2 separate regions of the Mus musculus genome follow, and region 2 is linked to region 1. A link is a loop called in an ENCODE intact Hi-C map of the cell type or tissue named here. Cell type or tissue: gastrocnemius. All regions are shown on one strand. Each heading gives the region's core, and the rest is flanking DNA. Links, peaks and the distances in the headings are about the cores only.

What was found. Hi-C counts contacts between places; a loop is a spot of excess contacts. Peaks named below come from ENCODE experiments on the same cell type or tissue, not always from the same donor. Only the 100,000 strongest peaks of a DNase experiment are listed, where the experiment ranks them.
Region 2: it touches region 1 in a loop (3-fold over the local background); 4 of 42 quality-filtered maps call a loop at or near these places.

What each region holds. Positions count from the first base shown.
Region 1 is chr15:10,484,508-10,488,333 of GRCm38, forward strand. Brix1 (BRX1, biogenesis of ribosomes) reads right to left here and starts at 1,430. Exons shown (of 10, transcript NM_026396.3): 1 at 1,228-1,430. The coding sequence starts at 1,386. Rad1 (RAD1 checkpoint DNA exonuclease) reads left to right here and starts at 1,511. Exons shown (of 6, transcript NM_011232.3): 1 at 1,511-1,757; 2 at 1,946-2,209; 3 at 3,483-3,591. The coding sequence starts at 2,012. In gastrocnemius, for the core only: no CTCF peak of the experiment used is centred there; a DNase peak (open chromatin) is centred at 1,493; H3K4me3 peaks cover 2,238 bases; H3K27ac peaks cover 1,388 bases.
Region 2 is chr15:10,870,390-10,874,215 of GRCm38, forward strand. No RefSeq gene overlaps it. Among named protein-coding and RNA genes, the nearest start is that of Gm19276, 43 kb to the left of the region's middle. In gastrocnemius, for the core only: CTCF peaks have their summits at 2,175 (motif pointing left) and 2,381; DNase peaks (open chromatin) are centred at 2,169 and 2,346; H3K4me3 peaks cover 545 bases; H3K27ac peaks cover 311 bases.

The DNA.
Region 1 (3,826 bases), core at 388-2,887:
AATGTCAAATACCCTCTATACTACATGTTCACTGTTTACACCTCCACTGCCCAACACTGACCCTGCACATTCTCAGCTAACCAGCTGAGTTTAGAATTTCTAAACCCCCATTTAATGCCGTTGATGAATTTTTTCCACCACCCCCCCCCCCTGTCTTTCTAAATACATAAATTTAAGCCTTTCTTTGAAATTCAGCTAAAAGTTACTATTAGGGTGTTTCCTTACCACCCTAATAGTAGTAATTGTCTCATTAATTCCAATTCATATATCATAGTGTGATTCAGATTAGTTCCCTTCATGTTTCATGTCCAGCTCCTAAGAGGGAGCGCACTAACTTTTATTGAAAACCAGCTAATTTTCCTCAAAAGTCACTTTTATCCTTTCAGACAAAGGTACAAGATTTAACTGTTAATTAAAAGTGGGGTACAATGTCCACATTGCCTCACTCAGTACTTGAGTACTACACTAAGCACAAAGGACTAACAAGTCTGAGGCAAGATTTCCTCCATACAGATACCTTCCTTAAGGAGTTTCCAGGTGACTGAAAGTAACTCCAACAAGAACCTGCTGGCCTTTAGAAGAGACACACAGTTTTCTATGAAGCCTTCTTTCCTTCTAAACTCCAATATTTCTGGAGGAACTCTTGTTCATTATTTCCTAGATGCTAAGGCCAGGGAAGCTCATCTTGGTATAAGTGTGTCGCACTGTTTGACACAGTAAAACTAGTGGTCTAGGACCCTTGAGTTAAAAGATCTAACCAAACAAGTCAGAGTCACAGACTCACAGGACTGTAGCTTTAAAGGCTTGGCAAATAAATAAATAAATACATACATACATACATACATACTTCGGTAATCCTATGTGATACGGACCAAAACAGAAGGAATTTATAGTTACACCAAAAAGACTCTGAGAAAAAAAAAAAAAAAAGACAAAGGAAAACCATTACTCTGGGGAGGCGGGGTGGGGGTCAGTAACTGGAAGACAAGGATCCTGGAACTAAACACCCATTAAATCAACTCCCTGTTAACTGGCTTAGGGTCTACGAACTGCTGTCTCCAGGAAGAAGGCCATCTACACGAAAATTAGACATAAACACTGTCCAGTCCCTCCAGGGAACCCTAAGCATAAGATCCTGTCAAGTTTTGACTGGAGTCACTTCGCTGCTTCGGTGGCCCAAAGGTGGGTCAGAGCGCCGACTCCAACTTCGGGAGTCGGGCCTCTTACCTTGCAAACCGGACCTGGAATACGATCTCTATTTTCCTCCTCCGCCTCTTTGGCCACATCGGCCTGCTTAGCTGGCTGCCCGGCATCTTTCGAGCTCCTTTTTGGCTTCTTCGCTTGAACCTCCAAGCCTCCACGCCGCTTTCTCTTGGTCGCCGCCATCTCGCCTCGCCGCGTCGGTCGCTGCCTGCACTTCCGGTTCTGCCGCTCGCTCTGCCTTCCGATCTCTATGGTAGCCCACGTTAGGCTGTGAGTTAAGTCATCCGGCTCCAAGGCGCTCGCTTCCGGTCTCGAGGTAGACTCTCTAGGCACACGGCGGCTCGGTGGTGACGGTGGCCTAGGTGGTTGCGTATCTGAACGGTGGCGGGAGCTGTTTGCCTGGCTTGCTAGCTTTTTGGACGCTCAGGGTGTTCTTGGGGCTGGGGTGGCAGGGGCTTTGAGGGGTCGGACGTCACCCACAGCCTGGCGCCAGGGGCTCCCTTAGTGGCCGCTGTGCGGCGAGCGGGCCGAAGTCGCGTTCTCCTGCAAGCCAGGTTGGTGGCGCTCAGAGGTGCTAAGCAAGCCCGGTTACCCGCGCCTTTTAGAGCTACCCTGTGAACTGCATTCAGTGTAGAATACCGTAGTTTTGAGACATGAAAATAGAATGATCTCGATTTCGGCTCGGGTTGAGGTCGCCAGTCCTGTCCGCACTGATAGCGAGGTTTGTTGTTCCGTGTCTCAGGTTTTCACACATCTTCCGGAAGAGGAGCATCCTTCTTCTCGGAGCCGACGGTACCGTGGACCATCCATGCCTCTCCTAACCCAGTACAATGAAGAGGAGTACGAACAGTACTGCTTAGTGGCCAGCCTTGACAACGTTAGGAATCTCTCCACTGTCTTGAAAGCCATTCATTTCAGAGAACACGCCACGTGTTTTGCTACCAAAAACGGAATCAAGGTTACAGTGGAGAATGCAAAGTGTGTGCAAGCAAATGCCTTTATTCAGGTATGGGGGAGTGAAGACATTTTTAAAGCATTCCCTAATGAATGAATTTGGAAGGACTTAATTCAACAAAACTCAAGTTAGTGAACAAAATGTCGTTACTTTTTTTTCTTTCCTGCCAACAAATACTTTCCCCATCTTGTCTCACACAGATAACGATTACTAGTGATAGTTTATTAATGACTCTTCTCACCATTTTCCTCTTTTAATCTTTACACATATAGACACTTTCTCGTTTGACATAGTGGCACCAGATTTAATTTTCAGTAGTCTTACAACTGATTGAATTAGGGCGAGAACCCTATTTACTCTTTACAGTATTATTGTCATGCACGTTTTAGTTTTTCCTCTTATTGGCTGTAATTTTTCCTCGGAGCATTTTCCCCCGGAGATAGAGTCTAACATGTAACCCTGGTTACCTGGAACTTGGTTTATAGACCAGACTGGCTTCAAGTTCTTGGAGATCCGCCTGCTTCTGCCTTGCCTCTGCCTCCCAAGTGCTGGGATTAAAGGCATGTACCACCACTGCCTGACACTGAATTATCCTATCCTTAAGTGACTTTAGCTTTAAGGGATAGGCACAAGACAGAGTTAGGGCAAGTTCACATAGGTGTTAAATTTAGATACAGAAATGAAGATGAAGAGCCCTTACTAGGGGGTGGTAACTTTGTGGTGTTTGGCTTTTTAATATTTTTAGAAAGGTTTATTTTATGTATGTGAGTACATTGTCTTCAGACAGACCAGAAGAGGGCATCAGAACCCATTACACATAGTGGTGAGCCATGTGGTTGCTGGGAATTGACCTCTACCTCTGGAAGAGCAGTCAGTGCTCTTAACCTCTGAGCCAACCTCCAGCTCCTGGCTTCTTAATTTCGTGTGTATGAGTGTTTTGCCTGCATGAATGTCTCCAAAAGGCGTGTACCTGGTTCCTGCCAAGTTCCTGTGAAGGGGGTGTTGGATCCCCTGAAAATGGTTACAAAAGGATTTTAGTCACCGTGTGGGTGCTGGAAATTAAACCTGTGTCTTCTAGAAGATTAGCAAGTATTCTTAACTGATGAGCCATCACTTAGTGTTCCACGTTTAATGATTAAACCATTCAGTAGTATTCAAGTGGGGAAAGGTTGAAAACTTAGTATGTCTTAGTTGGGAATGAGAAATACTCTCATGGAGTTGGCAGAGTATTGTTACTTTCTAAGCATAAAGTGAAATATAGACGTGTGAATTTTCATTCTTTAATATAATCCACTTTCATGTTTTCATGTTTGCTTTCTCATAGGCTGACGTGTTTCAGGAATTTGTCATTCAGGAAGAATCTGTTACTTTTCGAATTAACTTAACTATCCTTTTAGACTGTTTATCTATTTTTGGATCAAGTCCTACACCAGGTGAACTATTTTACTACTACAACTACTGCTACTACTATTGTTGTGGCATAAAAGTATTTATTATGGTTAAAAAAATAGAAAATACATACAGGAAGGTTTCTAGAATATAAGCTTTTTAATTTTTTTTAATCTTTTTTTTTGGAACAGAGTCTTATGTATCCCAGACTGGCCTTGAGCTCCCTGTGTAGCTGAGGATAACCTGGAATTTATCTTCCTGCCCTTGCCTCAAGTGATG
Region 2 (3,826 bases), core at 704-3,203, 390 kb after region 1:
CACACACACACAATGCTTTCCTATTATCATCCCCAAATCACGCACTCTGGTTCTCTATGGCTATAAAAACAATACTTGAGTATTGTTGGAAACTTGGGAAGCATACAAGAAAATGAAGAGAAATAAGCAAATGAAGCGTTTCTAATACTGAAAAGTTACTGTCAACATATAGATACATGATCTTTCACTCCGTGTCTTTCAAAATATATATAAATATATATTGTTAGTTTTAAATTTTTAAATTTAAATATATATGTACGTATATACATATATAGGTGATTTGAATATTACCCAAGTTTAATATACATGCGACAATCTAGACATCATGAGTATACATGACTAAATCATACATGATTAAAGTGTATGGGAATATATATAAGTGATATATATATATTCCCATACACTTTAATCATGTAAAGTGATAAGCCAACTGTATACATGATACAAGTTCAAAGAGTTTGAAATGGACGATTCATTACTTATATTAACTGGGACTTAAGACTAGGCAGAGAAAGAGGATAAAATATCAAAACAAGTTCCTGATAAAGAAGAAAGAACATTGGAGTGAAGGCCACAGAGAAAGGTGAATGCTATGTCATCAAGGTGCTAACTGCCCTCTGACTCAACGGTTCCTAGGCAAAGTGAATGTTTGGTGGATAGTGAGGATCCAGTTAAGAAGACCAGTTCCTAATGCCTTCCCATGGAAATATTGACATATACAAGAAAGCAGCCACTCCACAAGCAAGTGGCTTCCAGGATGATGTCACTTCAGTGGTACTTGGGAGTCAGCCGTAGCAAGTCTGTAATCAATATGCTTATAAATTATTAATGCTTATATGTAAGCTCTTTCTTTGGAGAGTTTCTTGTTTGAGGATGCTGGGGCCGAGTTACTCATTTCAGGATGCTGTAATATGAAATTGGGAGCCTTTCACCATTATATGGCAGCTAAAATGGTTTCTGCAGCCAGTTGCTAAGCATTGAAACTTGGGACAGCCATCTGGACGGGTTGTGGCCAGTGTCACAGGCATCTGTGGAGAGATGTCCTCCAGGAGTCTTCAGGCTAAGGGTGAGCTAGAACACACACACACACACACACACACACACACACACACACACACACACACACAAAAAGAGAGAGAGAGAGAGAGAGAGAGAGAGAGAGAATCTGCTATGGACCAAAAAAGCTTCCCTACTTTCCCAAAATGCACCTCCAAACACTCAGATCTCCAAATAAACAGCTGCAGCTTCGTACGCTTCGTAGTTCCCTCCCCAGGAGGACAGCAGATTCTGTGGGACATTACATGTGAGACCCTGGGGACTAAAGACTAAAGATGAGCTCACTCAAAGAGCTGGAATCACCAAACGGACTCTCTGGCTCTTCTCTCACTATCTGTTCTTTCTTCATAGACACACACCTCTCAAGACATATGACTAGGAAAATACACGATTATTTGATAGTTTTCACGGTGTGATGTGTATGAGGTTACCTTAGGAATTCTTCCTAGAAAGTTATATAAATATTTCTTATATTTCTTGCTGAACAGAAACACTCAGCCTCACGGGGATATTAAACAAAATGAGAAATGCCAGCGCAGGAAGAGATGTGGAAATTTAGGATTATCTAGACCACCGTGGTCTAGCCTGGCTTGTTCAATGGTCATCTCGCAAAGAAAAAAAGTGTTACCAAACATGATATTTCTGCAGCCCCCCTCTTACCTCTACCCCTGTGCCCACCCCATTTCCACCCCACCTCACTTCTATTCCTCTCTCTCTCTCTCTCTCTCCAAAGCCCAACTAGCCAATTGTTCAGACACAATACCTTATCGTCTCATCTTTTTGGTAAGAAGTACCTGTCTAGAATGAAATTTCCAACACAGAAGTCATGTCAAGTTCCTAAGAAGTTAAATAAATAAATAGATAAGTAAATAAGTAAGTACGAGGTTAAAGTGTAAAGTCTTAAACAATTGGGGGAAACAATCAGTCAGACAGTTACAACACCCATTGTTTTGGGCCGCCATTTTGAACAATTATAATGAACATTGATAAATTGCATTTAATATTAAAATGCATGCAAGTTCAATATAGAAACTGGAATCTTTCTTGGTGGGTGGACGGAGCACGCCGTAAAGGCCAACTAATCGGCTGCCAGACTGTCAGCTGTTCTACATCGCCACCTAGTGGTGTAGACTGTTGAGGATTTATTTTTATTTTTATTTTTAACTTTTAATTTTACTTTTTACTTATTCACTTTACATTCAGCTCACTGCCCTTCTCTCGGTCACCCCCCCCCCCCCAATCCTTCCCCCATACCCTCTCCTCTCTTTCTCTGAGCGGGTGGGGTCCCCCTGAGTATCCACCCAACTCTGGCACTTGAAGTCTCTGCGAGGCTAGTGAGGCTAGGCTCTTCCTCTCCCACTGAGACCAGACAAGGAACTTGACAATCCACCGTGGCCAATGATTAGAAAAACAGCACCGTTCTTGGCTGTTGCTGACCTCAATTCGGATTCTTTCCTCTCTTTGATTTTGTTTTATTGTTTCTCATCTTACATTTTTAACAAATTCAAAAAACATTCATAGGCTTTCTCTAATATCAAACATCTCCCTTTACTTCTATCACTGGTCAAAAAAGCCCCAGACATCTTATTACCCATTCTCTTCCTCCTTTTACCGTGGATAGGATGAGTTCCTGCCGCCTCTTTCTTTCATGCACCCACATTCCCCTTTCTCTTCCTCTATTTCATGTCAAGGGAAATGCTGTGATCTGAATGGTCACTCTAAAACTTCACACTGAGTTTTAATAGCCTTTCTATCATGGTATAAGAACACTGCACTCCTAAGTGGACTAAGGTCATTCTCACAGATTCGGATAGTTACAGGAGCAGGGCCCTTCTTGTTTTATAACGTACTCAGTCTCAGGTATTCTGTTATAAACCACAGTAAATGGAAGTACAACAGCAAACGGGTCCCAAGGGTCTGGCTGCTGCGGTAACAAATGCCTCAAGTGTGCTAAACGCATTTTGGAACAGGGACGGGCCAGGAAAAGCAGGCTTTTGTGGCGGCACACCCTACCCAACGCCAGCACTCATACCATGATAGCAACACAGCATTTCTGACTCTGGCAGTGTGCTCCTCTTTAATTTGACTTACGATACGGCACTGGGATGGACATGGGTGTGTGTTTTCTTCCAAGCTTATTTTTCCTAAGGTTCTGTGTTATAAACCAATCTACCATATTCAAAGCATGATTGCTGAACCTAAATCACCGTTATTATTTGCCGTTCAGCAATCTCAAATTTAAATTCAACGGAACTGACATTCCCTGAGCAGGGTGAGAGATAAAAGAGATGAGTAAGACCGGACTTCCTCCTTCCTAGAAGCTGCTGGGCTTCTCTGGGGCACAGGGGCAGAGCCAAAAACCCTCTCCTTGGCGCTGAGCTGCAGGACTGTGCCTGTGGGACATACAGAAAAGGAAAATCACAATCAACTGAGCCTTGGTGACTTTCCATCTTCAGGAACCTTAGAAGGGTGTAGCTCATGGTGTCCAGCAAGCCTGTGACTGCTCATGCTAACACACTTTTATGTTTTGTAAATAATATTGTATTTAGTCTGGATGTGTGAAAACAGGGAGCTCCCAGTGACTGTCGTTTGTTCTGTTTCTATAAAAATATTTCATTTTTAATTTCTGTTACTTTATGCATGTGATTTGTCTTTTATTAATCACTCATCTTTTTTCTCCTTCTTATTGGTTAGATTAAAATATTTCCTTCTTATTGACACACACGGATATCAGATCCTGTTGTTTTATACTAGAACAAGTATTGCCTCA